7 separate regions of the Mus musculus genome follow, and all the other regions are linked to region 4. A link is a loop called in an ENCODE intact Hi-C map of the cell type or tissue named here. Cell type or tissue: left cerebral cortex. All regions are shown on one strand. Region 1 overlaps Map4k3 (mitogen-activated protein kinase kinase kinase kinase 3). Region 2 has its middle 8.7 kb from the start of Gm33596. Region 3 overlaps C230072F16Rik (RIKEN cDNA C230072F16 gene). Region 4 overlaps Map4k3 (mitogen-activated protein kinase kinase kinase kinase 3). Region 5 overlaps Map4k3 (mitogen-activated protein kinase kinase kinase kinase 3). Region 6 overlaps Tmem178 (transmembrane protein 178). Region 7 has its middle 49 kb from the start of Thumpd2.

The links. Peaks named below come from ENCODE experiments on the same cell type or tissue, not always from the same donor. Only the 100,000 strongest peaks of a DNase experiment are listed, where the experiment ranks them.
Region 1: a loop joins it to region 4, with 2.2 times the contacts of the local background. A loop is called at or near these places in 4 of 42 quality-filtered maps.
Region 2: a loop joins it to region 4, with 2.0 times the contacts of the local background. A loop is called at or near these places in 20 of 42 quality-filtered maps.
Region 3: a loop joins it to region 4, with 3 times the contacts of the local background. A loop is called at or near these places in 2 of 42 quality-filtered maps.
Region 5: it touches region 4 in a loop (2.2-fold over the local background); 4 of 42 quality-filtered maps call a loop at or near these places.
Region 6: a loop joins it to region 4, with 9 times the contacts of the local background. A loop is called at or near these places in 20 of 42 quality-filtered maps.
Region 7: it touches region 4 in a loop (2.3-fold over the local background); 12 of 42 quality-filtered maps call a loop at or near these places.

The regions. Positions count from the first base shown.
Region 1 is chr17:80,720,963-80,724,962 of GRCm38, forward strand. All of the region lies in intron 1 of Map4k3 (mitogen-activated protein kinase kinase kinase kinase 3), which reads right to left. Among named protein-coding and RNA genes, the nearest start is that of Map4k3, 5.1 kb to the right of the region's middle. In left cerebral cortex, a CTCF peak has its summit at 2,356; DNase peaks (open chromatin) are centred at 866, 1,365, 3,373 and 3,650.
Region 2 is chr17:80,798,765-80,802,764 of GRCm38, forward strand. No RefSeq gene overlaps it. Among named protein-coding and RNA genes, the nearest start is that of Gm33596, 8.7 kb to the right of the region's middle. In left cerebral cortex, no CTCF peak of the experiment used is centred here; DNase peaks (open chromatin) are centred at 2,174, 3,031 and 3,387; H3K4me3 peaks cover 379 bases; H3K27ac peaks cover 3,070 bases.
Region 3 is chr17:80,919,744-80,923,743 of GRCm38, forward strand. It overlaps C230072F16Rik (RIKEN cDNA C230072F16 gene), which reads left to right. Exons shown (of 6, transcript NR_131127.1): 2 at 3,424-3,606; 3 at 3,723-3,858. Among named protein-coding and RNA genes, the nearest start is that of Tmem178, 23 kb to the right of the region's middle. In left cerebral cortex, a CTCF peak has its summit at 2,342; DNase peaks (open chromatin) are centred at 1,777, 2,162, 2,840 and 3,117; H3K27ac peaks cover 856 bases.
Region 4 is chr17:80,619,437-80,623,436 of GRCm38, forward strand. The region is part of intron 16 of Map4k3 (mitogen-activated protein kinase kinase kinase kinase 3); the gene reads right to left. Among named protein-coding and RNA genes, the nearest start is that of Cdkl4, 44 kb to the left of the region's middle. In left cerebral cortex, a CTCF peak has its summit at 1,691 (motif pointing right); DNase peaks (open chromatin) are centred at 312 and 1,758; H3K27ac peaks cover 415 bases.
Region 5 is chr17:80,708,142-80,712,141 of GRCm38, forward strand. All of the region lies in intron 1 of Map4k3 (mitogen-activated protein kinase kinase kinase kinase 3), which reads right to left. Among named protein-coding and RNA genes, the nearest start is that of Map4k3, 18 kb to the right of the region's middle. In left cerebral cortex, no CTCF peak of the experiment used is centred here; DNase peaks (open chromatin) are centred at 1,948 and 2,279; H3K4me3 peaks cover 581 bases; H3K27ac peaks cover 2,863 bases.
Region 6 is chr17:80,980,327-80,984,326 of GRCm38, forward strand. All of the region lies in intron 1 of Tmem178 (transmembrane protein 178), which reads left to right. Among named protein-coding and RNA genes, the nearest start is that of Tmem178, 38 kb to the left of the region's middle. In left cerebral cortex, CTCF peaks have their summits at 929 (motif pointing left) and 2,295 (motif pointing left); DNase peaks (open chromatin) are centred at 1,582 and 2,250; H3K27ac peaks cover 2,113 bases.
Region 7 is chr17:81,013,970-81,017,969 of GRCm38, forward strand. No RefSeq gene overlaps it. Among named protein-coding and RNA genes, the nearest start is that of Thumpd2, 49 kb to the right of the region's middle. In left cerebral cortex, CTCF peaks have their summits at 2,023 (motif pointing left) and 3,399; DNase peaks (open chromatin) are centred at 2,026 and 3,438.

The sequences.
Region 1 (4,000 bases), 100 kb after region 4:
GCTGTGAGCTCTGCCCGTCGGAAACTATGGTCTGTCCTCTACCCACATAGCTGCCATTCTCCTGCGTTGCCATCTTCTTCATTCCAGATACTCCTCGAGAATCTACTATCAGTCACTCTTCTAGGCCCTCAAGATACAGCACTGAATCAAGCAAAATCGCTCTGGATTTACACTCTGGTAAGACATGACAGGTAGTGACACATGCAATAATGAGAAGCTCAGAAAAAATGAGGAGAGCTGAATTCTCTACAAATGTAACCAAAAGAGAGCCTGGTGCTTGCACGGCTTCTCTGGCTGCAGAGAGCTGCTGGGGCACACAGAGTGGTCGGTGTGCACAGTGCCAGCTTGCTATCAGGAACATTTTACATGAGCATTGCTTAAACCCAGGAGAAAGGGGCCTTCCTCTAAGTTAGCTGATAATGCTTTCGTGGAAGATCTTTTCTCGCTATACATATGCATTCACTTTTGGTGGCAAATTGTTTAATTCTAACTTACTGTATTCCTAATGAAGCTCCTCCCACCAAGTATTCCAGTTCTACCAAATCTAGATATTTCCCAGAAGGACAGACAGTGGGTGGAGGGTCACAGACAGACTTATTAAAAGTGATATTAGAACTTGCAAGTACATTTTTCTATTATACTAACCACGTGCCCTGAGACATGCTGGAAATGGAAAGACAATCCATCTAGACGCCAGGAAAGGAGGCAGAGACTCTAAGTAGAGACAGGAAGTACAGAAGAAACAAAGATGAGTGTGAGGGTAGCAGAAAAAAGATGTAGTCACACGAGCAGCAATTGGCCATGACAGTCCTAACACCTTCGCAGGCATCACCGGCACACAGAGGAGGCGGGGGTCAGTGGGTGATTACACAGGGAGCCTGGCTCTAGAACCTGCTCTTTAGGTTGCCATGGTGACACAGACAGCTCAGCTGTGGAGAGTCTGAGGCATCTAGGGAATGTTGAATGAGGAAACCAGTAAGGTTTTGGTCTCAAACTCTAATAACTAAAAGTGGACATACACTTTACTTTCCTATAAATACTATGTGCCAAACCCTGCCGTTTTTACCACTCGCTCGCTGTCCCTACCATGTCAGCTTTCTATCAGAGCTGTCCAGTGTACGGTGGCTGTTCAATCCTTTCTCACAAGACAATTTACCAATTACTCATCTCAATACAAACCATGTGTGTGATGTGGATTTACAGGGACTACATGAGACAAAGACTGAAGGCAAACTGCTATGAATTGCAATGTAATTATCCGTGTTTTCTGATGGTCTTAGGTGACCCCAGAAGAGGGTCATTAGACATCCCCCACAAAGGAGGTCACAACCCACACGATGAGAACTATTGCGGTAGGCTTTGCTGTCCACGGAAGTAGATGTGAGCAGGAATCCAGCCAGCTATGGCCCAGCTGTTCTCGAGTGCTTCGAGTCTTCATTCTCCATCAGAAGTGAGAATTAACAACAGTTCCAGCAGATGTGGTAGCAGAGCCTGCAGTCCTAGTACACCGGAGGCAGCTATGGCTACGAGAGTACCTGCCTCCAGAACAACAAATGAACAAACAAACTACCAGCAAAACCCCGAGAGCTTTACAAAGTTTTATTTTGGTGAATGCTAACTATATCGGGAAAACCAGTCTTTGTTGACATCTGGATACCTATAAAGACGCAGTTACAAGGAAGCTAACACACATTTCTCTAAATACTACACATTGATTTTCTGACTCTATTACCCTATGTCTCAATGTTTTCTCCTGCCCAATTCCCCATCTATTTCAAATCTTATTATATAGACGGCCACATAAGTGGGGCTTTGGAGCTTAACTACACTGTAGCCTTTACTTCTGAGATAATGATTTTCAAACATACGTAGATTAAAAATAATATATTGTCAACATTTCCAAAGTGACACTAGTTCAAGGAGAAGTGAAGCACCATAACCAAGCTAAGCTTGAAGTTTGCTGGGTCACAGAGTTTAGCAGGCTTAACACGGGACTTCTAAACCTTTACTATTATTGTTGTTGTTGTTGCTTTTATAAGGCATGTTTGGGGGGGTCAAAGGGCAACTCTATGGAGACAGGTTTCTCCTTCCACCATTACTTGGCATCAACTGCAGACTGTGAAGCTTTAGAGAAAGCTCTTTTCACCCTCTGAACTCTCTCGTGTCTTTAATAAACCCACGGTGCAGCCTTCCCTGAAGCGTCCACCAATGCTTAGAGATCCCCTGTGTATGAGCTGTGATCAATGCCTGAGAATCTCATCTAGAACCTGAGATGGCTCCGTGGACTCAGGCCATAGCACACCACACGGAGGCCCGCCTAGTGGGCAACAAGATCAGTGCAAGGAAAAGGGACAGAACTCAAGAGAAGCCAGGGTTTAGCTAGAGCTGGGGACAGCAACAAGACTACATAATGGGTTTTCTGAAATAAACCTGGAAAAGCAAAGACTTTAGGGGTAGGAGTAATTTAAACTAAACTGGAAAAGTGTCCTGTGTATGAAAGCACAGTACAACACATGAAGATATTATATGTGGACAGGATGAGCTATATAAAACTTCCCAATTTCTCCAATAGTCTTCCAATGACAAATCTATGCTCACTACATTCTCACCGAGAACATGAAGAATGCTTACATCACATCCATGTTACCTTTTAACATGTGATGCAGCATATTCATCTAAAAGGTTCACACTTAAGAACCATGGAATTGAACTAAAAATCTCTCTATCTCCCCCCCCCCCGCCCCCTCACCTATTAGGTAAATTTATGATTTTGAGTTTGGGCTGCATTCATACTCTCCTGAGTCAAATGGGGCCCATGACTAGGCATGCTTGCTGAGCCATTCCACATGCAAAATAAAGAACAAACACATACAACATAAAGTTTCTTAATTTCAGAGTACTTCACGATCCTCTCGGGGCCCAATCATAGCTTCATGTATCTGTCTCACAGTACCCAGGTAACCCTTGTACAAATGCTCAATGGCTGATAAAGACTGTGCACAGTTGTGTGGAATTTCTCTTTTTAAAAGTGTATATTCAAGTACTCTCCGACAGTGTCGATGAAATGGATCACCCTGGCAGCAAGGAAGGGAGGAGTAAATGAAAAAGAAAAGAAAGGGAAAAAATTTATTTGGGGGGCAAAACTCAAGTCGTTCACTTAGCACCAACTGAAAGGACCTATGAGGGCAAGAACAGTCCCAGACAAGGTAGTCCTGTGATGCTAAGTATGTTTTACAAGCCGCATAGCTGCTGGATCCCAGATCCTCAACATCCCAGATCAGCGCTCTATAACCAAGCTACAAATACAGTAACTGTGTCACTGTAGTGGGTGGAGAGTTTTCAAAATAAAAATCCCTTGAAACACCAACCTTCCAAGAATTACTATAATTAGGACTAACTTACTTACTTAATAGACCCGTTCCATTTTTAGCGCCTACTCACTGACAGCTTAAGGAGCAACGCTCATACACTGGCTTTTAGAAACAAGAATCACTTTTCTCCAGCTCATCAGGAGCATGTGTGTCAGAAACATCTAACAGCAAACAAATGTGGAAAAGGTGTGTCTTCACAGCGTGACTTGGCTGTAAAAAGGAAGGAAGGTTCAGCTCTGGGCGACGAAGCAGGCAGGAGGTATGATGCAGACACCACACAGTGACTCTCTGGGACAGAGACATCACCAGGGTCTCTGGTGATGAGTCTGGCACGCCAGAATCAAGCTTCTTTTCTCTGATGTGCACTGGCAGGCTACACAATCAAGTAAGGAGCGGCCAAAAGAGCCACTCCAAACTCAGAAATGGGACAGTCCAAAAGCCCAAGGCAAGCGTGCCTCAGTTTCCTCCCTGGGAAATTCAGCAGGACAATCTGTCCCAGCCCATGTTTATAGAGACGATGCCTCCCACTGACGGAGATCCTAGCCTACAAACTAGTCAGCTTTTACCTCTGACATCTACCAACTTTAGAAAGTTATTTAAACCTCCCTATGCCTGCTTCTTCAACTGCA
Region 2 (4,000 bases), 180 kb after region 4:
AGTCCGTGGCTGGAGTAGCCGTGGGTCAGGAGCATCGCACAACGGGTCATACTTGGGCATTGTCTTAGTTAGGGTTGCCATGGCTGTGATGGAGCACCATGACCAAAGCAAGCTGAGGTTAGACTTCATCTGATGGAAGTCAGGACAGGAACTCCAACAGGGCAGGAACCTGGAGGCAGGAACCTGGAGGCAGGATCTGATGCAGAGATTAAGGAGTGCTGCTGCCTGGCTTGTTCCTTTGGCTTGCTCAGTCTGCCTGCCTAGAGAACCCAGGACTCCCTCCCCTTACCCCTTTCTTTTTTTTTACTTTTCCTGCTTGGAAACAGCTGAGGGGAAACCCCCCCCCCACATTTTCAGTTCTCTAGTTCTTAAATCCCATGACTGTGGACTTCAAGGCCAAAGGTCCTAGACCTGGGGCTTCTGTGCTTTCAAGTCCTGGTCCTTCTGATGCTGTGGGTTGTTTCTACTACTTTGTAGGTAGGGACCATGATTTGGAGCCCTGGCCAACGCCAGGCTTCTGAAAATCTTTAGTTTTTAGGTCTTCAGTATTGGAAAATGATTTGTCTCAAGGTCACACAAAGTGCCGAGGCCTGGCCTCAGCCATACCACCGCTCCATCCGTGCAGATGTGACATGAGCCTATGAATTACGGGTAAAGTTCTCCGATGCACAGGCTAATCTTAGTACTGGTGTCACCTGCTGGGGTCCCCATTAGACACCCTAAAGTTTAAAAGCACTTGTTTACCAATGCCCCAGTCACAGAAAACCCAAATGCCTATGTCTGCAAGATCTCTCTTAGTGGGAAGCGGGGAGTCAGGCAGACTTTTTAAGAAATAAATTTGTGAATTAATTTTAATTGAACGTAAAACGTGTACATACTTCTGGATACCATGTGACCTCTCACTGTATGTATTTGTTATGTGATGTCCAAATCAGGGCAGGCATGTTCATTCACCATGTCTTCTTCCACAAGCATGTAAAGTCACTCTCTCTAGCTTTTGGGGGGACTACACAGTCTACCATCCATACCATCCATAAGTATCCTTGACTAGAAACTCTGATCTTGTTTTTCCCGTCTGGCTGACACCCACTATCCTTTGACCAGCCCTTCCCTATCCCTCCCTCTCTGACTTCCTCCCGTCTCTAGTAACCCGCATTCTGCTCTTGATTTTAGAGAGCACACTTTTAGAATTCACCCATGAATGGGGTTGTGCTGTGTTGTTTTTCTCTGAGCAAGCTTAATGTCCTTCAGGTCCATTAGTACACGCCCCTTGTCACATCCCAAGCCAGACAGGTGCTCCTGACCCTGATACAGAACAATTTTCTCCTAGTCATTACCTTCTCCCATAACTTACTAAATGTCCACAGGGACGATAACAACGAAGGTCATAGGAGGCCATCTCTCTGAACAACTAATGAGCTATTCAGAAAGTCAGCTGTGTTGATTTTTGAATGGCACCAATGGCCCAAGGCAGACACCCCTCACAGCCAGCCTCTCCTGGTGGTGGCAATGGTGGCCTTGAGCACAGACCTTAAATTATGGGGAAGTAACAGATTTTGTTTGTGGGGCTCTGCAATATCATGATAAAGTCTGGTCACCAAATTGTACTATCCTCTCTCTGTAAGTTGCTGTGTTCAAATGGATGAATGTAGCAAAATAATAGCATGTGATGTATGGGCTGACAGCCTAGAGAGACTTAGGGTTAGAACACGTAAGTACATCCTGGCTAGAACTACATGGCTTAGATTTTGTATTGCTCACGATTGACAGCAGTGGTTCTCAACCTGTGGGTGGTGACCCCCATGGCCACATGACTCACTGTATTAAAGGGTTTCAGTATTAGGAAGGTCAAGAGCCACTGGTCCAGAGCCAAAACTTTTTGGAGAAATGAACAGCTCATCAGATCTGCCTTGAGTTTGTCGGGTCCCTGTAGTCCCCAAGGCCAGAAGGTCCACGCTGCAGTGTGTTATATAAGTGGGTGTGGTGGTGGTGGGGTGAAGGTGTGCTGTGCACAGCAGAACTACAGTGTGTTCAGGGCATGCTGGGATCTGCAGAAACATTTTCCAGTAAGGATTCGTGTCAGTTTCAAAGTGCTCAAAACAACCCTAAAAAGAGTGTGGCCAGAAAAGCTATTATTGCTGCCTGAAATCCTTGTTGGAACAAAACGTGAAACAAAAACGAGCGAAATAGAACAAAGCAAGTCATTGTGTAGCGAACCTCACCGTCCAGTGTACCTGGCTGGCATGTGGGTGACTCAGGAAGGTCAGGAACCAGGCTGTGGCAGTTGCTTTAAACCTCTACCTTTCGGTGTGTTTCGGGGGTGGGGGTGCTATGTCCTTGAAGGGAGCGTGGGTGAAGAGCACTCCTGCCTAAAACCGCGTGGGTTTCCCTCCTCCCCCATATCCCTGTCCTGTTTTCTAGAAACAAGTGGATTCATCGGACTCGCCTGCCGATGACCCCCTTCTCTATTTTCTGTTCCCTTCCTTGAGCCTTCCTCCATCCTGGCTCAGGGTGAGCCGACAGGAGGAGCACAGAAGGCGCCGACCTTGGGCATAGAGGCAGAACTGCCCCCCCACCCCCCACCCCCACCCCCACGCCCCCACCCCCCGCTTGAACTAAAGCAGTGGCAAACCCTCTCCTGAAATTTCTTTCTCGCCCTTCATCAAACTTTTGTTGGACCTGGAAAGGAAATGAATTCTAAAGGCAGGAAATGACCCAAAGACCGGAACAATGTGTGCAAATCTAAACTCGTGCTTCCGCCCTTTGGTTACAAAGCATTCTAATCTGTGTCCCAGGAAGCCTAGCCCATTGCCAGATGGAGATCTGTTTTCAGATCGGCTCTTGGCATCTGCCACTCCCAGCTGGTGACATTCGCACGTTTCTGAAAGGCAAACCTGTCCCCACATCTTCAAACTTCTGGAGAGGTGTAGCCCCAGGAAAGTCCTCGAGGCTCTGGCTGACAACGCCAACCATCTGAAGCACTTCATCTGCGGTCGAACTGTTGCTGGACTCCAGCCTAGAACGCCAGCACACGGAGTCTGTTCTCGAAGATCTTCAGCATCTGAAACCAAAGTGTGTCTCTGCTGCCAAAAAAGGCTGGCTCCCTCGCCTGCTTCATAATCCCTTTCTCACCAGGCGTTCCTGAAGAAACCCGATGAGTCAGGGAGGAAGGAAAAAAAAGTGTCTGAAGGAAGCCTGGGGGTGGGTTGGCCTCTACCTCAGCCTCAGAAAGCCCCCCCCCCCTTGTTTGGCAATCCACTAACGCTTAGGGGTTTGATTTTTTACTTTTCCCATCTTCCCTCTTCTGTCAGCTCTCACCTCCAGAGAACCTTCATTTACCATTCCTGTAATTAGCTCTGCAAAAAGCTGGAGGCCCTCGGATGGGGAATTAGTCACTCTTGCAAAGATGGTTAGACTTCACTTTCATCCCCAGGAGCAGGGCGAGAAAAAGCGCCCACTCGGACTTCCAGAAGAGACCATTATTCAATAGCTCCGTTCTGACTCGGGGCTTGTGCTTTTCCCAGGCTTTTTAATTTTTATGGGACTCTGTACATCTGTCTTCCTGAAAAAAGCTAGGAACCAGTTGAAGTCTAAACACCGTGAGGTGGCTTGTGGGATATCTGCTTCTAACAGGTATCCCACTGAGGCTAAGGGCCCCCTCACCCTTCTGTCCCCAGGCAATCAGAAAGTAGGTTTTCTGAGAAAATGTGCTTAACTCTCAGCGTTTCTGAAATGCCAAACAGATTGAAGGATAAAGAGTCTGGCGTGTTTGTTGACATCTGGCTTATAGATAAGCTACTGAGAGAAAGAAGGGAGAGAGTCAACGGGGGTCTGGTGAGAATGGGACCCAAGTAGGCGCCGCTCTTCTGGCGCTCGGCACCTGTCCTGGAGTGCAAAGCCACTCTGCGCCACTCTCTCAAATTGTGTTGTGTATTATGAAAGAGGTTTTTAAAATGTTTTGATAAGCCGGGATTTATTCTTGGAAAGGGAATATGGGCCC
Region 3 (4,000 bases), 300 kb after region 4:
AGCATTTCACTCACTAACACGGTGAGCTGGCATTACAGCCTGCCTTCTAGCTTCTGAGGGTCCACAGCATCTTGGGATGTTTCTAGTGTTTTATAGGGCTTGGGGTAGAAATGGCCGAAATAGACACAAGAGAAGTGTAACTTATCAGCTTATCAGAAATAGATTTCTGGTGTTTTGTGAACATGTTATCAGCTTTGGAGCTTAGGAGCCTGTGAAGTTTAAGTTTGCCCTAACTTCAACCTTCATAGGACTCATGTTTGATTCAAGACAGATCTCTCTGCTAATACGGCTCATTTGACCTCAGGGTGCCCTTGTTGAATTCACAAATTGACAAAATTCTTCTCTTCTCTTAACAGAGTTTGTATGTAGCCATTTGACACCAGTGAGCAAACAAAACAAGAACCAGAGGGTACCGGTTACACATGAAAAGAGATTAAGCCTAACTAAAATGGACTGAGTTCTCACAGCATGTTCAGCAGTGGTTCACAGTCTTTATGTCCAATCATTGAATCTTCACAACAGTCGCCTTAAAGAGATTCTCTTTTAATCCCTATCTAACTGGGGAGAAAACCGAAGGACGGACAGATTGAATGATTTGTAACCCAACTAGCTAATGGTGAGATTCAGATTTAATCTGTTGCAGCATGGCACTAGAACGAGACAGGTTAGCTATCCTTGCGCAATAGCACAAGATACATGTAATAGATTTTTATAGTTTTATTAAATATTGAACTCAGGAAAATTAAATCATAGCAGGCTGCAAATATAATTCAAACTTTTATTAAATGTCAGGATATTGGATCTTTGGATGCATTTTACTTCTGGGCAATCGCCCAGGTTCGAAGCATATATTTAAGTATTTGCTGTCATGATTTTGCATTGGTTTACAATTGCAAACCAGATTACATGGCGGGGGAGATTAAATTACTGACACGCTTTAGGGAGGAGACCTTTTGATCCTGGTGAACAGGCTCGAGTGTGATGCAGTACCCAGCAGGCCTCACTGACCTGGGCGTTTCCTTTAACGCACTGCTCTACCTCTATCGGGTGGTGTGTTGTCCGATTTGGATTTTCCAAAAGTAGGGGGTTATTCCTTATCTTTTAACCAGGTGCATTCCTACTGGAAATAAACGATCTTGGTATGTGACGAGATATGTGGATGCTATCAAAACTATTTTCTGCTTAGTTATAAAAGTCTAAAATTGCTAATTATGCCAACTTTTTTTCTTTCCCTAAAGTTCTCTAAAACATTATGAGAGTGGAAAGAACAACCTTTTTTTCATCAAAATAATGTCAAAGGCCACAGCCCTCCATGGAAGTATCCTCATTACCATGTCTCTGCCCACCTTGCTTTTGTCTGCACCCTGTATCTCTTACATGAAAGCTAGATTCCCAATGGTTCTAACTCCTTGCCTATCACAGTTATGAGATCAATCCTGGTAGGAACTATAGCAGCCTCTCCTTTGGAATTAGTGCTCATCCGGGTCCAGTGACATGGGCCTGGTATGGTTCCTGACTACTTCCTGGTTGACAGGCTTGCAGCGCCTGCTCACTGATACCAACTGCCCGATGCCTGAGACCACAAAGGTACTGTGTCCATGAGTCCTCTGCTCCCTTTGAGCTGAAGTTCTGTGTATTCACAAACTGGGCTATGCTTGAATCCACTACGTCTTTTGAGGATTTTCCAAAGACTTTCCTATGTCTAAGGACCAAGGGAGAGTGCCTGGCTGAATGCCTGGGCTTTCCAATGGAAACAGTCACAGGAGTAGGCTCCCAAGGCAGGCTAAAGGAACCTTGACACTCATTGTTATAAGAGAAGCCACTTAAGCAATCCCAAGTAAAGAAGAAACGCCAGACCCAAATGTGAAGTGGTAGGTTGTTGTTAAGAAGAAAGTGTAGTCAGGGTGCCAGATTGAAGCCGGCTCAAAAGAAAGAGCAGGGAGCTCAGAGTGCAAGTGGAACAGAGTGGAGCATGCAGAACAATGCAGGGCAGGTTGGGGAATGAATCCTGCAGGTTCTGTGATCCTTTAACGAGCAGTGGCTGGCACCAAGACCTTCAGGTTTGCAGCTGGCCTGGCTTGTCCTCTGGCTCCTCTTGCCTGTTTGTGCCTGTCTTTTGCTGCCAAGACCTCAGCAAGCCTCTCGCCTGCTGGACTTTGTGGTCTGTTCCATTTTCAGTTTAATAGAATTGATGTTGCTTGGTGCTCCCAGGACACATGGCATTGCTCTGTTTGGCGCTGGCAGTGCCTTCAACAGAAGGGGGGGAGGGGAGGGGAGGGGAGGAGGACTGCCAAGCAGCTATTTCCTTCAGCTGTGGTCCCACTGCGCCTCCTGCTTCTTGTGAGCGACAAGTCTGAAGGATTCTGAGTGGGATTTTTAAATTAAAATGTTTGATGTTTTCTATCGTGGAACATAGGAGATCATCTCTAATTAAAGTCAGCAAGTGTTTATTGAACACAGTGTTTAACAGCATTGCTTACCCTCACCCCAACCTTGTTATAAAAAAAATCATAGGAGCAAAATAATAATAATAATAATAATAATAATAATAATAATAATAATAATAATAATAATATACAGTGAGGTTCCAGAGTTCAAGGACATACTCACAAGTCATTACTATCTTCTCTTCCCCTCTCCTCCCCTTTCTCTTTCAGTTCTACAGACTGAACCCAAGGATTGGTGCATGCTAGGCAGTCTTTTGCCACTGGATATAATCCAGGTTACATTATGGCTTGAAATCATCTAATGCAAATGATAACGTAGCTAACATTACAAGCCATCTCAGAGCTTTCCATGTATCGTGACTCAGATGATGCCAGCTAAAACCAAACCACACAAAGAATATTTATTTCAGTCGCACTTCAGGATCTGAACAGATTCTGATTTTTTTTTTCAGCTTGTCTGAAGTATGACAAATTGGAACTGTGCATATTTAAGACATTTAAGGTGTACATCCTGACGTTTGGGTATGTATGTACATTACAAAGTGATCACCGCGGTCTAACTATTAACATATCCGTCACCTCGTAGAATTTGCATTTCCTACTCTACCTGTAGTAAGAACATTTAAGAAAATCTCAGGGCTATGACACAATATTGTCAAGTGTAGTCACTCACCATGCCTAAGAGAAGCGTAGCCACAGTGGCGGGCATGGTAGCGGAGACAGAAAGCTGAGAGTCTCAGCATGACACAGGGAGGGCAAGCTGGAAGCTGCATGATGTTTTAAACCCTCAAAGCCAGCCTCCAGTGATGTACCTCCTCCCACAGGCTATACATTCTGTACCTCCCCCAAACAGCAATGTCAACTGAGGACCAAGCGTTTAAACATTTGAGACTGGAGGATCTTCTCATTCAAGCCACCATAGGGTTGTACCTTGGATTCCACACAGAGATGATATCAAGTCATATTTATTTTGCAGAGTCTGGCTTATCAACATAATGTGCCCAGCATCACCCACATGGAGGCTTTAGTTATAATCCTCGTGCACTGGTTTGGACCCTGGAATTCGTTTGAAGAGATGTAGATCATCAGCTGAGTGCCATGTGCCAACCGTGAGACCCAGACTGATGTTGGACATGTTTGTAGTTTTGGGGAAGTTCAGGTACATTCAGTGGTTCCCTCTTTCTCCAGCTTAGCAATGAACCCTTTTCTTTTGCTGGACTATGGAGATCCACCTATATTGCTGCCTCTTAAGACACTTTTTTTTTTTGTCCACAGACCCTCACTACATTTTTCTTCGTGCCATCCTGAAACCATCTGTCTGTTTTTCGTTTCATGGCGTCTTCTACCTTCAGTGGCCAGCTCTTGCCAGGAATGGATTTTTCTGAAGTATCAAGAGGTCACAAATAACAAGGTTTCTTTCTTTCTAAAAACTTAGCAACATCCCAGTGTTTGTGTGTATAGTCTCTCTGTGTCCTCTCTGTCTTGGTCTCTGTCTGTCTGTCTGTCTGTCTCTGTCTCTCTTTCTCTCTTGTGTGTATGCGTGTGTGTGTGTG
Region 4 (4,000 bases):
GTCTACTGTAGACAGTGAGTAGAATGCTTAGCTATCAAGTTTATTGAGCAGGCCAGCCTGATGAGTTTTCAAATGACAAGTTATGAATCGGAAATGGTAAATGACACAAAAAACAATTAATCAATTCCAAGTACCAGAGCAAGAAAGAACAACTGACGTGTCATATTTGAATGTCGTGTTGACTGTGATGCTCTCCCAGGGCCGTAAGCCACAGGAGCTTATGGCTGCAGCGGCATGGCAAAGGAAGACAAAGCCGGCTGGCTGCCGAGTCCTGCTGTCACCACACGCCTTGGTATTTCAATGTGAGCAGGCACACTTTAGTTCCTGGTATGCAAGTGGGAATTGCAGCAGTAGGGGAAGTGCCCGCAGTGACAGGTGGCTGTGGAAAGCACTTGAGAGGCCTGGGCACACCAAGCACTGCTCCCCTGCATTCTTAAGGACACCTCCGGGAAGCGCTCGCCCAAATTACAGTGGGAGAAGCCTGTCGCCTACGGGAGGGCCTGCTAGGCCCTACTGTTTGCAGAATACATAACTTTTTCTACTCTCATTTCTCCCATGGTTTTCTAGAAACTATATGCTATATGACATAACAGATTAAATGAAGTAGCAGACATGAAAATCCAGCCATCTTGCAGAAAGTAAAGAAAATATGAAAAAAGAAAACAATGCCACCTCCTTACTATTATTATTTTCTCAGAGGAAAAAGTAGCTCTTTCCATAAGAATACTGCCTGTTATTGCCCCAGCAGTTTGCTAGACTGCACGGGTGTAACTGGAGTGACACAGACATGGGTACTGTGTCAGAGAGAGGAGACATTTGAGCTGGTCCCTTAGAGCAATACTTTTTTTGTTGTTTTGTTTTGTTTTTCGAGACAGGGTTTCTCTGTGTAGCCCTGGCTGTCCTGGAACTCACTGACCAGGCTGGCCTTGAACTCAGAAATCTACCTGCCTCTGCCTCCCGAGTGCTGGGATTAAAGGTATGCACCACCAGTGCTCGGCTAGGGCAAGACTTTTTAAAAAACTGTATAAAACATGTACTTTATTAAAGATGAAGATGTATCACTATTTATAAATAAATAAATAAATAAATAAATATATTTGGAAACCCTTTTGTTTACTTTTCCATCCTAAAATACTATACCAGCAACAAGAAGGCCTTAGCATGGTGATGGTACAAAGGGGCCCAAGATTTGAGAAGTGTGTGGCTTTCCCAAGTTAACACAGTCTCTGGGGGATGGTGGGCTTTTGTATCCTCTCAGAAGATAAGCCAGCAGTGGCAGCAAACGCCTCTGATCATGTCATTAGCCTCTGATCATGTCATTAGCCTGGGCTATATAGTGAACAAGCCTTTCATAAACAAACAAGTAAAAACTACATTTCCTAAGCATGTGACAGCTTTTTTTAGGCATTAATATTTGAAACTAATTAGGAAGAGAGTTTACATATAGTTTTACTTCCTGTTACCAGAACCAACGGGATCCACATGGCATTTGGCTTTGTGTGTGTGTGTGTGTGTGTGTGTGTGTGTGTGATATTTTCTCTGGCCCAAGCTGGCCTCAGACTTGCTGTGTAGCTGAAGATGGCCTTGGATTGTGATCCACCTGCCTCCACTCTCTGAGTGCTGGGGTAACAGCACATTTTTGGGTTTTGTGTGGGTGTGGTACTGGGGATGCACTGTGGCTCTGTGCACAGCAGGGGGAGCCACACCCCATCTCCCACACTCTGCTTCTGCAGTGAGAGTCCTACAGGAAGCCCTGCATCGGCATTGCTTTCTCATGTCTTTCTATGAATGAAGGTATTTTGCTAACAAGTTATAGAGCCTGTAAAGTTGCATAGAGGACACGTGGCCGACTTTTGTGGCTTGACAACTGAGAAGATGAGATGCAGCTCAGTCTGCTGAGTGAGCCATTGCACTCCCACAGCAGAGAGCGCTGGAGAACAAGTGGCTCCAGGCTACACAAGAACAGAGCCACCTTCTCACACCCACTTGCACTTGGCTGGGAAGGGGTTTTTGGTAATAGAACTGAATGACTATATTGAAATGATGGAAAAAATCTCATGAAAATTTCTAAATTGGCACAATGTATGAACACAGATTTCAGTGACAAGGAGGGAAACTGAGGTGGGAAAGTCTGAAGCCACCGTCAAGCACGCAGCACATCTAAATTAGCAAAGGGAGCCATGCGGCAAGCTACTAGGCTCACACAGCGGCCAGGCTGACTCAAAACAACTTGTGTATGCACTTCCCTGACTGTATGTAAAAGCAAGAAGCTCGGTATTTCTCTAAAATTAAACAACAGTTTATCTACTTCCTAGCATAATTGACAATTACTAAGTAGCTACTTACACGTAAAAACAGTAAGTGCCCACTAAGCCCCATGGGTACTAGATAGTTCACAGTGGCTACTCATTTCTGCCTCTGCAGTTGGCTGCCATGGGAGCCGTGGTCTGACTGACTCATGCTTTACTCCTATCCAGGGACAGTTAGTTATCCTTACAACTATGCTCTACACTACAGAGAAAACCAGACGCAGTTTAGCTTCCTTTTAAAAATAACTGCTTTGGTTAAAAAAATAACAGAAGGTCAGAAGAACCAGTCCCAGAGATACCAGAATTCAAAAGAAAAGGTGTTAGTTGGGTTTTGTTATGGAAAGCAAAGGCCATGCAACAAATCTAATCCAAAGGTTCCTGTGGGATACGAACTAGGCAGAAACCCATTAATGGAATCTGCCAACCTTCACCTATAGAGAAAGCAGGAAATCCTGAGTTTTAGTCCAGTGCTGCCTCGCTGAAGAATAAAGGAGACTTATTATACAGTAAGAGAAGTGCTGCATCTGTGCTCATATCACATGTATGTGCACATATCACATGTATGTGCTCATATCACATGTATGTGCACATATCACATGTATGTGCACAACGACACAGGAAACAGCCAGAGCTAAGACTTTGGCCAACCTACCTTGCCAATGACTCGTTATATAGAATACAGTTCCTTAAGCAGGGATCCAATTCATCAAAAAATGAAGGGTGGGCAAATTATTAACATTTACCTGGCTAAAGTAGCTATACATACTAAGAAAAGGTCTAACATTAGGAAAAAATCAGACAACTGGAGCTGGGAAATATAGAAAAGCATTTGTGACTATATTACTTTTCAAGCACATTAATTTTAAATGAAAGGGTGAGCGACATATAGTCAAAATATTCAGCGTCTTCAGGTACATGAAAATTTGGTTGCAACGGAGTCCTTAAAAGCCAACGGTATCATTAGAAAAACATCACTCAATTTTTAACATCACTATGACACAGTGACACATAATTTATTCTTTGTTGTCTACCAAAATCAGAATAATTAATTAGTGACAATTATCTATTGCTCAGGTAAAACTACATCTTCCACCAGGGGGTTTTAGACTTATCTTCCAGGTTAAGAAAGACAGAGTCTAGTGGATGGTGCATATCTTTTAACTTCAGCATTCGAGAGGCAGAGGCAGAGGCAGAGGCAGAGGCAGAGGCAGAGGCAGAGGCAGAGGCAGGAGGAGCTCTGTAAGTCTGAGGCCAGTCAGGGCTACATAATGAGACCTTACCTCAAAATATATACACGAATAAACAAACAATGCAAAAGATTAAAGAAGAAAGGTAGGCTAATAAATAATGACAAATTCCTAATCTTTTATATCTAACAAACTTAAACAAAATTAGCATACTTCTTTAGCTTTTCATTAAAAGCCCTTTATACTAGAAAGTGTAGTTAGGTTAAAAAAAATGAAGTGTTCAGATTATAGAAGAGAAAGACATGGTTTACATTAAACTAAGGTGTCTGTCAGTAATCATTGTTTCTTAATTTGAAGTATGGCAATAGATGTCTCAGCTCTCTAGTGTAATCAATAGATTGAAATTTTGAGTTCTAATTTTGTGTGTATATATATATATATATATCCCCAGAATACTTTGGTAATTCAAATACTCCCTTACAGATTGGCTTATAGAATGAAAAT
Region 5 (4,000 bases), 89 kb after region 4:
ATGGTAGAGCACACCTTTGAATCCAGCACTCAGGAGGCAGAGGCAGGCAGAGCTCTGTAATTTCAAAGCCAGTCTTGTGTACATAGCAAGACCTTGTCTCAAAAAACCAAAAAGTTTACAGGTACCTGTATTTACATGGCTCAGACACTTCACACACACACACACACACACACACACACACACACACCAGCTGAGAGAGAGCACCTAGAAGCAAGGCAGTCCAACAGCAAGGAACAGACCCAGAGCACAATTTTCAAGGTTTTTTGTTTTGCTTGTTTTGTGGAGGGGTAACGCAGGAGAGTGAGACCTGGGCGTCATGAAAGGAAGGCAAGCACTCTATACCTTGGTTGTCTGATACCAGTAAGAAGAACCATGGCTTATTGAGAAACGCCTGATTCTAGGCCACAGCAAAGCATTTACAGATGAGCCTAAGTATGTTGTCATGCCCAAAAATATTAAAAAATAAAATGCCAGAATGTGTTAAAAACAATATGGTGTGGATGTATAAAAAGACACAGAACAAACAGATGCAGTTAAATTCCAATGAAGTATGTAGCTGTGCACTGTAGCCATCAATCCACACTCATAAAGAAATTGAATAAGCAAACTGGGGACTAAATAGCACAGCAAGAATATGTATTTAGCATAGGTGACATCTGAGGCACAGCCCCAGCATCAACAACAAATACAGTTAACAGGGCAAAGGCACAGCTATACATAGTTACACCTGGCTTAAAAGTGGTGGCTGAAGCCTAACTGCCCATCCCCAGTATGAGACTTTCTTCCAAGGGGTGTGAAAGGCACGCCCTTGGAATCACAGCTATGAAGAGCTATGCACAGGCTGGGCAAACACTGGGTGCCAGGTGACAAATGTAAACACTGTGAGTGACAAGCCCCTGCTGACCACGCAGGCGGGCGGGCACCCTAGCTCCATGACTTCCATCTAACCTGCCACCTTCAAGGTCATTAAAACACAAAGAAAAAGTCTGCAAAACTGTTACAGGCCAGAGCAGTCCATGTAACCAAACCTGCTAGTGAACTGTATCGGTACCGGAGATGGGACCCTAGCACGGCAGAGAGGCACGGGCAGGGCAACAGTGAGGAGCAGTGGAGCAGCGTGAGGACTTGGTTGTAAGGAATGTATTATGGGAACTTGACAAAAGAAGAATCCGGAGAGGGAGCACGGGATAAAGTGAGCATCTCTTATGTGCGACTCAATCTGTACAATTCAAAAGAGATTTTAAAAAAAATCTCTTGTCTTAATCCTAATTAAACTATTTAAAATTTTAATGTTTTAAATCTTAGCCAGATAAACACCGAAGTCTTCCCTGAGTTCTGAGGCTCAGGGTACAGTAGACCAGGGGCCTAGCTAGACCTTGGGGTCAAGTACAGTGCCTGAAATGCATAGTTTTTGCAGAGAATGTTGCAAAAATTATACATCTTTACTCCAGGAAGTGAAACGTTACTTCCCTGATACTGCCCCAAAGCCTGCCAAAAGTGGCAAAACTTTATTCATAAAAAAACATTGCCTAAAGGGTCTTTTATATCACTTTTCATAAAAACAATGTAAATTGTTATGGAAATATTTCCTAAGTTTGATTCAAGTATTGCCTCATAATATGACAGAAAGTGTTTAAGAAACTCAACACAAACAATAAAACAAAAAGCAAAAATAGCAGCCCTGCCCAGCAATTTACAGAAACATCCAATTTTGGGTTTTGGGAGAAGAAAAGAGATTGTCAAACCTCCTGTAGCCACAGTTTTACTGGAAGAAGAAGAAAAAAAAATCTTTGCATCCAAAATCAAAGCATGTTCCATGATTCCCGGATTCCTGGCATGCGGGCTCCGTGCCAGCACTAACCAGAGCCGCAGTCCTCAGAATCGGCAGAGCGCTGGGGAAGAGAAATGACAGCGCTGCCAGCCTGGAAAGCCAGCACAGCTCTGCCGCAGGCCTTCCGCTCTTGCTCGGTTCTCAGCAGTGGGAGGACCAGAGGACTGGGATGGGGGTGAGGGACAAAAAACGAGCAAACAAACCAACACCCCAAGGAGCAGAGAGGGGAGAGAGCATCGTAATACTGGGGTCTGCGCTGCCCACACTTTAACTGCCTCTCAGGAGTAAGGGAGAGAGGAGACAGACAGGAGACCTAAAGGAGCACCAAGCCCAGCCCAGCTCTGCAAGCCAGCGAGTTTCCTGGGCTAACTCATTTACAGCAGTGTGGGTGGTCAGCAAAGCCTCAGCGCAGCATGGACTGCAGGAGCCGAGCAGATGGAGCCTCCTCCTCAGCTCCCCTCTACGGACTCTGGCTCTGTCTGACTCTATGCTCTGAGCAATTCAGGCAGAGACACACACGGCTGCTGCAGGAGGCGTGCAGTGTGGGGTAGCTGAGGCCTCAGGTACGCCCGCCCGGCTCTTTTCATGAGGGGAAGTCGACAGGCCCAAGCTCCATGGTTACTCCCAAGCAGTCCCAGCTTCTTCCTAAGGAGCCAGAGCTTCCTGGCTGCTATGCTCAAGGGGCAGCCTTCTACAACATGCACCCAGTCCTCAGGCACTGAGATGGATACACTATCTGTACTCACTCACTTCCCTTGGATATGCAGCGCTCTCTTCCCTGTTTCATCAGGAAACAGTGACCTGCAATAGCAAACCCAGCACTACAACTTCCACAAACAGGTGTACCCACAGCACAGGGTACAAACATAAAACTGCAACGGGCACCTTAATCCATGAGTCATAAATTCCTTTGGACGCTCAAAATAAAAAGGTTAGGAAAGACCCACGGCTTGACAACTTAGGCCAAAGATGTGTCTTCCCTCCCTTGCTGTGTCTTTTCTGCTGTCATCTCACCACTCTTCCAACTCCACACAGCACTTCCTGAGAAATGGCCCAAGAGGGCAGCTTTCTACCAGAGACATACCTCAATCTATGGAGGTCTAACTCCACATCTTGCTTCATTTAGTTTCTCTCTCCATCCAGGTCCTTAGGGCCTCAATCAGACAACAATGCTCTGTCATTGATCTAACGCTTGACCTGCTGTGCCACATTCCAGGAAACATGGAATTTATCTGAAAGACTAGAGGCCACCACCTATACCCATTCTCCCAAGGAGCTAAGAAATAAACAGGCCCTGCCTATCAGTAGCTCTCTCCCTTCAATTCTGTTGGAACATCTTCAATGGTCCTTTTCTTTATCATGTCTAATTTACACTCTGCAAACTATATGGCAAGCTGTATTCTGGTCTAGCTCAACACAAGAAAACCTAAGATCTGCAGCAAAGAGGACCTGAAGTTCACTCGGAGCTCAACCTCTGCTCTCACTGAGACCTTACGCCTACCTGACCTCTAGTCACCGACGACTTCACCTTCCCTAGCTTTAAGGGGCACATTAGAGCAAGAACACCTATGAAGCCACACCCGACACACAGTTTTCAGTGCATGTATTTGCTATGACTTTCCTTATTAATATTCAGTTTATGTCACCATTCTCTAAAACAAATAATTTCTTTTAGTTTGACCAATACTCAAACAAGCCCTTCACATCCACTCCCCGCAAAACGCTCTGACCAGTACCAACCAGCGCAAGCCCTTCTTGCTCACAGTTCATAAGGCCCTCCCCTGCAAGACTTACCTCTAATACAACGTTCTTCTACTTACCCACTAACTCTAAACCATACTTTAAAAAACAACTTCCACCTCTCTCCCCTAAAGAGTCTTTCTTATATGGTCATGGACTGTAAGAATTGTTTATGTTTACTGAGAGTCACATAATGTAATATTTATTCAAAAAATGTTCCCTATTACCTAAATGCTGTGATTAAATGAGTAAGTCCTATAACTGCTTTTACCTGGCCTCCTTGGGATCTAGCTGGGGTCAACCAATTGTTGAACAAAAACCTTAGGGACCAACAGAGAGACAAAATAACTTGGAACTGGAAGGAAACAGCAGGGCCAAACTCCTTGGCAATCAACTACAGAAGGTGTCACCTCCTCCTCTCACCATCAA
Region 6 (4,000 bases), 360 kb after region 4:
TTTAGGAAGAGTGCATACTGTCGTGACCTGCCATCGAGAGGCTCTCAAGTGTCGGAGGCCTTGCTGTTATTTTACCCTTTCCAGACTTATCTGAGAGATGCCGCGCTCTGACAAAGAAGCCATAGCGTCTGCTTATAAGGGAGTTGAGTCATGAGCGGAGAGGGTGACTCTCTGACCCACCAGAAAAGACCAAAGTCAGAACTCGGCAACCAAGGCATGAGCTCAAGAAGACAGAACTGAGTTTGGGAAGAATTGAAGGCAAGCACCGTAGGAATAGGAGGGTCATGGAAACAGGCACAGCACTGCCATGGAATACTTTTAAGGACAGAAGTGGCCTCTGGGAATTATTCTCAGGGTCAGTAAGGTAGGGCTACAGAGATTCCAGTCAATGGGAAGCCATTCACACGTTCTCACGGTGTGATATGATACACAGAAACCCTAATATCATGCACTGAGGGAGTATGAGATCTCTCTCTCTCTCTCTCTCTCTCTCTCTCTCTCTCTCTCTCTCTCTCTCAGTTGTCAAAATTGGAAAGTTGGCATATTGGCCGAACACTAAAGCTATGTAATAAATAAGTACATAATGCTTATATGTGCCAAGCACTTTATTTTTAAATAAATGCATCTATTATGGCAAGTAAAACTCTCACAGCCACTAATTTAAATCCCACGTAAGCTGGGAATAGTGGCACATAACTGTAATCCTAGCACTTGGAAGGCAGAGGCCAGCCTGGTCTAACAGCAAGCTCCAGGCCAACCAGGCCTATGTAAAGAGATCCTCTCTCAAAATGAGAGTTGTAAAAAATATAGTGGGGGCAGGAGAGATGGCCCCATACTGCTCTTCCAGAGAATCCAGAACCCAGAACCCAGGCCATGGCTCACCACACCAGTAACTGAAGTTCCAGGATATCTGGTTCCCCCTTCTGGCCTTCCTGGGCAGTAGACACATAGTGCACATACATTTGTGTAGGCAACACAATCATACACATAAATAAAAGCACACAAATCTTAAAAAAAGTAAAAAGCAATATAACATGATACTGCAAAATACAGGAAGATGACTTCAAATTACATTTAACTTATTTTTTAAAGGAAGGATTTTATGTGTATGTGTCTTGCCTATATGTTTCTCTGTATTCCATGTGTGTGCCTGGTGCTCTCAGAGACCAAAAGAGGCTACTAGATCGTTTGGAAGTGGTTTTATACATGACTATGTGTCACCACATGGGTGCTTGGAATCAAACCCAGGTTCTCTGTAAAAGCAGCCCGTGTTTTTAGCCACCGAACCTATCTCTGAGCCCATCTCTCCAGACCTCTCAGGGATTACTGAGGCCCCAGACACCGTACGTGATCACAAAGCAGATTAGACCAGCGGTGGCACACATGTGGCCTGCTGTCTGAGAGAAGAGTGATATCGACGTTAGTTGGCAATCTCTGCAGGAGCCCAGTGCTGGGAGTCTTGCACAGAAGACAGGAGTGGACAGGCAAGAGGGACCAGTGGTTGGATCACTGCCCCGGGCAACTGTTGCATGGTTCTGTTTATCCCTTTGTACACATGAGCTAATCTGCGATGGCCATTTAGGGTCCAGCCTCCTGGTATGGGGCAGTGGTTCTGTCTAATGAATGTGAGCATTTGCCAAGAGATGACTCACAGTCCAGCATTGAGGTTTATAAAGGGCTAAGCCCTTCACAATAACCCTACAGAGTCTATGCCATCAGACCTCTGCTTTTATAAGAGAGGGAACTCAGGCGCAGGTTAAAGGATTTGCTAAGTTTACACAGCTGTAATTCAAACCCACGTCCTGTCTCTCTGCCCAGGTTCGAAGCCTGAATGACGTCTCAGTGTTGAATTACTGTGAGTTTTGTAGTATCTCATACTTGCTATGTCTCTCCCTTATTTAACCTCCCCGTGTGTCCCCGCGACTCACTAGCTGTGGGGCTAGTTCACTATTGTCAGCAGTAGAAACAGCAACGATTCACCAGACCAAAGGCTCCATTCCTCATCCAGTAGGATGTATTTATTTATATATCTTATTCTATGGTTTTTTAGCATCCTTAAAGTGGCTTTACTTGGCCCTGTAAGAAGCTAATTATTCACCAAATATAGACCACGGCTTGTTCTTTTCAGCCCCCTGCATGCTTTTTCCCCTCATTGTGCGATGCCATCTGGTGCTATGAGCTCATGCTTTCTGTGCTCCTTTGCAGAGCGCCAGATTCGTCCTTTCTGAGCCCAGAAAGCAAGGTTGATTTCAGAGTTTGCTTGTGTGGCTTTGAGAGCACTGGGGTCTAACGCCTCCTAGTGGATTTTGCCGGTATCACTCCTTACCATCACCACAGGGAATTCATGCTCACCCATGTAGACTGTCCGTCCATGTCTTTCTTTCTGAGTCAATAGCTTTGGTGAGCCACCCAGCACCAGCAGGTCTTTTTCTGTGTCGTTTTTATTGGCTTAATGCTTGGGATGTGGGAAGCCAAACCCTGATAATTACACTTTCCTCTTCAAATCTGTCTCACTTTGTGCTGTGGCGGTAGAACACGTATTAAAGAGAAGGAGATCGGAAGTCTTGTGGCTGGCCTCGGATCCGTCCTTCACACACTCTTTCTCCAAAGTCCGGAGTCTCTCTGATCATTTTTTCCCCAGGAGTGGAGCACTGGGAACATAGGACATTTTCTTGTATACCGAGCTTAGGATATCAGAGCTTCCCCACCAGACCTCTGATCTTTGAGACTTTTGAGTGCTGCTCGTCAGATCTGCTCCCTCTCTTTCCACCTTCTGATGCTCGATCAGCGTCCTTGGCAATTAGACTAAGATCCAAGGGATATGAAGTGTGTCTGGTGATGTCTGCGCTGCTAGCCTCGGGTCTCACTCCAGCAGAGCACCGGCCAGGCGATTGCCCTCTTCCTGTAGCCCTGCCTCCTGGGGGACTGCGTGGTACTATGAAGGCACAGAGGAGAGAATCAGTCCCAGGGATGTTTAGAGTAGTTTAAGGGAGCACACAGTGTCTTAAGTGCAGAAGTCGTTCTAGGCAAACCATCTCTGAGTCTGAGAAAGCTGGTTTTTGTTTTGTTTTCCCAATTCCGTACCTCTTCACCAGCATGAGGCAGCTTCTAAGAGATGCAGGTGGGGAAGCCATGGAGTCAGCCATGTAGCTGGTCTAATCCCCAAATGAAATGTATCGACAGGTGTGGAAAATGGAGACAGACACAGCCCTCTGCCAGGAAGCAGCTTTGTTTCCAAAAGTGCTCACGTTGGTACTGAATTGGAAAAAAAATCGATTTTTCATATCGAATTGACCGTTTTACTTTAGAATAGCAATAACTGTAGAAATCTGTAGAATTAGCACCAGTTTCTAAAAGTTAAAGAATTCAGTTTGTCTAACCACACACACATTAAGACTTGCTTATGTCGTTGTACTGTGGCCTAGGCTAATTCCTCAACCTCTGAACTTCAGACATTTTTTGTTTAGTGGAATAATTATTCCTGGGGTCGTTGGTGAATGTCAATTGGATTACTTTTATATGTGTATGTGTGTGGTGTATTGGTATATCTCTATCTCCCCTTGTGGAGGAACAAGTATATGTGGATGCGGGTAGAAACCAGGGCTTGATGTTGGCCATCCACATAAATTACTCTGCATCTGAGATACTGAGGCAGAGCACCATACTTGAACGTGCCTGTTCCAACAGATCAGCTAGTCAGCTTGCTCTGGGGACCTTCTCTCTCTCTGGGCTTCTCCTGGGACTAGGATGGGCTGCCACGCCCAGCCAGTATTTATGTAGGTGTTGAGGATCTGAACTCCAGCCATCATGCTGATGGGGCAAGCCCTTGGCCTGCTGAGCCGTTTCCCCATCCCTCACGGAGGTTTTGTTAGATAATTTTTATGTGTAATTGGGATGATCAGGTCATCTCTGTCTTCTGGTCCATACATGGTATTCTGCATAAACTGAACTTTGTCTAGTGAACCCATTTGTATTCCCGACATGTGTCTCATCTGGTCAT
Region 7 (4,000 bases), 390 kb after region 4:
CTTGTGTATGTGGGCATAACCCTGAACCATGTGCTGGTGAAGGGGGAAAAAAACTTTAGAAACTATTACACCTACACCATCAGTTGGGGGGTGGGGGGATTCAGAAAACTTCAGAACTGTGTGCATTTTCTCTTTTTTTTCTTTCTAAATTTTTTATTGGTTATTTTATTTATTTACATTTCAAATGTTATTCCCCTTCCAGGTTTCCCCTCTTCAAACCCTCTATCCCATCCTTCCGTCCTCCCTGCCTCTATGAGGGTGATCCCCCACCCATTGCCTCCTTCTGCCTCACATTAGCATTCCTCTACGCTGGGGCATCAAGCCTTCACAGGACCAAGGGCCTCTCCTCCCATTGTTGCCAGATAAGGCCATCCTCTGCTACATATGAAGCTGGAGCCATGAGTATTCTTTGGTTGTTGGTTTAGTCCCTGGGAGCTCTGGGGGGGGGGGGTCTGGTTGGTTGATATTATTGTTCTTCCTATGGGTTGCAAACCCCTTCAGCTCCTTCAGTCCTTCCCCTAATTCTCCCATTGGGGACTCCGTGCTCAGTCTAATGGTTGGCTACAAACATCCACATCTGTATTGGTAAGTTTCTTCTATAGAATAGAGGTTGAAAAGACTGGCATTCTGCCTTTGGGGGTGGCAAGTACCCCCCAGTGCTGGAAAATGCCCTGGTAACCTGAAAATATGATGATTTGCTAATTCAGTGTGTTCTTTGGAATTGACGTCCATTCTTACTTTATCCTTAAGATTTTTCCAAGTACCCACTGTTCCCACATAATGTAACATAGTTATTTTTCCTCCACACAAGAACCCATCCCACCCTCTGTTCTATGACAAGGGTCATGGACACTCACATTTCAAGAACATTATTTCTGCGCAGTTTCAATTTTCCCTCTATATTACATCCTGTGGATAGTGGATTAGACTGTGACGTTTAAATCTTAAAAACAGCGGAAGGAGTGAAAGGATGTGCTATCGGACTAGTGGTCGGTATGAGCTGGTGGGTAGGCACCCTCTTCTCTTGTCCGTTGGGTGGAAGAACTCATCACAGTTGCTTCTGCTCGACAGTGTATCCTGGATTAACTTTCCCTCTTTCCCCATTCACTCCTTCTGGGCTTCCACCCCCAAATAAATCACCCACAAGGCAGTCTTAGGCTCAGCTCTGATCTTGCCGTGTGGGAATGGAGGCTGACACTTGCATGCTAGACAGACATACCTGTCCCTGAGCACTGAAAAGCATTCCAGCCCACACAGCTAACGTCCTTTGTGTTTCTTTATCCGTAGGAATGATGAATCCAAAACAATCGATATCTCCTTATCCAGTAGCTTCATTGTTGTGTCTCCTGGCAGGAAATCCTCTTTCAGAACAGTTACGTAAAGGACAGGGTTGTTCTGCGAATGACTCTGGCTGCTCGCAGTGAATTATTAGTATCTGGGAACTTGAGGGAGGGAATCACTTTCTCCAGAAAGAGGGGCTGTCTTCATTTAAACTCAGATTCCCACAAAACCGATGCTTACTTTCTGCTTTTTATCCCTACCTAGGAAGAGGCTGTAATGTATCATGTGACCCCAGGGTCAGTAGATCTAGATACATAGACACAGAGAAACTGGGTTCCCAGACAATTTCTGGAAAGGTACAGAAGACTAAATTCAGATATCTGGCACAGAGAAGCTTGTGTGTTTTCCCATAGGAAAGGCTCCTTTATCACAGTTGTCGGATAAAGCAGGCCCCAGGCTGCGGTGGCCCGGGTGGGGAGGATGCTGACGGTTATTTGCTGTGATATAATGGATCTTTTTATGAGAGGATGAGATCAAGAGATTCTGTGGAATATGTCCTGACTCTTCATGAGATGGGTGACAGTCCTGGAATAAGAGGTCTTCAGACCACAAAGCCAGGACAACCAGACACTCCAGTGGTGAGATACAGATGTTTCAGTAGGGTAGTTAGGAGTGCTATGGTGGAGTCTTCTCACTTTCAGCTCTGGACTCCTTATCCTGACTATGGGAGAAGCAGCGCCATCTATTGGTCATTGATTCATAGAACACGCAGCATGCCACAGGCTGGTATCCTCATGCTTGACTACATTGCTCTCTAGAGGGAACAACAACATGACTTTTAACAGACCAAGCCTTGAAAGCACAAGGGAAGGTGTGGTGTGTGTGTGTATGTGTGTGTGTGTGTGTGTGTGTGTGTGTGTTGCTTCCTGTGGAGATGGGTGAAGGAGGGGAGGGAAGATTAGAGATGGGGAGGGAGGAATGCATGTGACAAAGTACAAGGATATGTTTGCATGAAGTGTCACAATGAAACCTTCCTTCTGCTTCTATATTTATCTTTGTAGCAATTACATGCTTCCTTTTGCTAGACGATGTCATTCCAAGTGACTTTTTAGGTTTCAATGTAGTAGCCTGGTGGGGATTTCACACGCCTTTGATCCCAGCAATCTAAGGCAGGCAGATCTCTGTGAGTTCAAGGCTAGCCTCGTCTACATATTAAGTTTTAGGACAGCCAGGGCTACACAGAGAAACCCTGTCTTGAACTTTGCCCCTCCCCCCACCAAAAGTTTCAGTATAGTAGAAGTGGACCCCCTGTCCCTTTACCACGTGCCTGGTATTCATCACTCTGGGCCAGCCCTCTGCCAACGTTGGAGCTATAGCGTCAGCTGATGAATGGCCTTTTTGAGGAAAGAAAAGGCACCTCCGGTGGATCTGAAAGTCTTTTATTCAAGATACGGCATCTTCCTTTATTGATAGAACGTTATCGTACACGACATGTATATAAGATAGGGGCTAGTGCTGAGCTAAAAGAAAACCAGGAGAAGCTTGGATGCGAGCGCCCACCCCTCCGCCAGAAGATGAGGAAGCACGGTAGGAAGGGCTTAAAGAGGAAAAGCAAAAGACAATAAAGCCAGCGTTCCCCGACGGACGCTCAGCCTCCCTGGAATGGTCTCTGCTGGTAGAGCTTTTGAAAGGACTGGCAGAAATAATGTCTGCTTCAGGTGACAGGATACAAACAAGGAGTCCTATGGGGTGTCTGTCATTTTGTCACCCTCCCCCGCAGCCCCGAGCTTCTTGGTGAGAAGCCCCATAATGTATGGAAATACACAACTGTGAATAAGGTAGTTCTCTGTGCACACAGAGTGTGTTGATTGATGGAGGCTCTATAAACAGAAGAAATGGTTTTTTTCCAGCAAAGTATTGCCCAAGGGTCTCTCATGGAACCCCCTTTTCCCCTTACTGTGTTACAAGTCTCACAGATGGCTACTACTACTAAAATTTAATTGGAACTGGCAGTAGCCACTTCAGTCTGGTGAGAAGTCATTGTTGCTCTAATGAATTGCTTCCATCCCTGCCCATTTGAGGTCCTGAGCAAGAACCAAGGAGGCCGGGGAAAGGAACAGACTGACATCTAGAGGGCACAGGGAAGATGAGCTCCTACTTGATACAGAGCCCTCTGTATCAAGTAGGAGTGGGGCCTCTGAGGTCATTCCAGTGGGGGTACTGATGTTCTCCTGCCATGGCACTGTGAGAGACTCACACATATTCCTCTTCTCTCCATATCTTCTATATAGGTAGTCTCCACCGTGACACGGCAAGAACATGCCTTTCAGAACATCTCGACTTTGAGCAAAGTATGCCTTGGTAGTAGTGCATAGTGCACAGCTCCAAGTTTGGATCCCTAGGAAGACTTTCCCACATCCCCTCACTAGGAGTGGGGTTCAAATGCCCCTGCAGGTACCAGAAAAGCCTGCAGAGTTACCTTTAAGCCAGATTTCACTTGCTGATGTTTTCAAGCTTCCTGTAGCTAATTCCTTGGGAGACTATGAGAGAGAGGGTGTCCAGTAGTGGCGGTGTGGTGGGAGGCATCTAGCCAGGACACAATGCAGAGTTCCTTTCCCTGCAGTCCCATGGAGCTCTGCACTGAGAAATGAGGTGCCGCTTGGTAGGACAAATCACTCCCAGTTCCAGACATGCATTGCAGGTAAGATGGTTACATAGT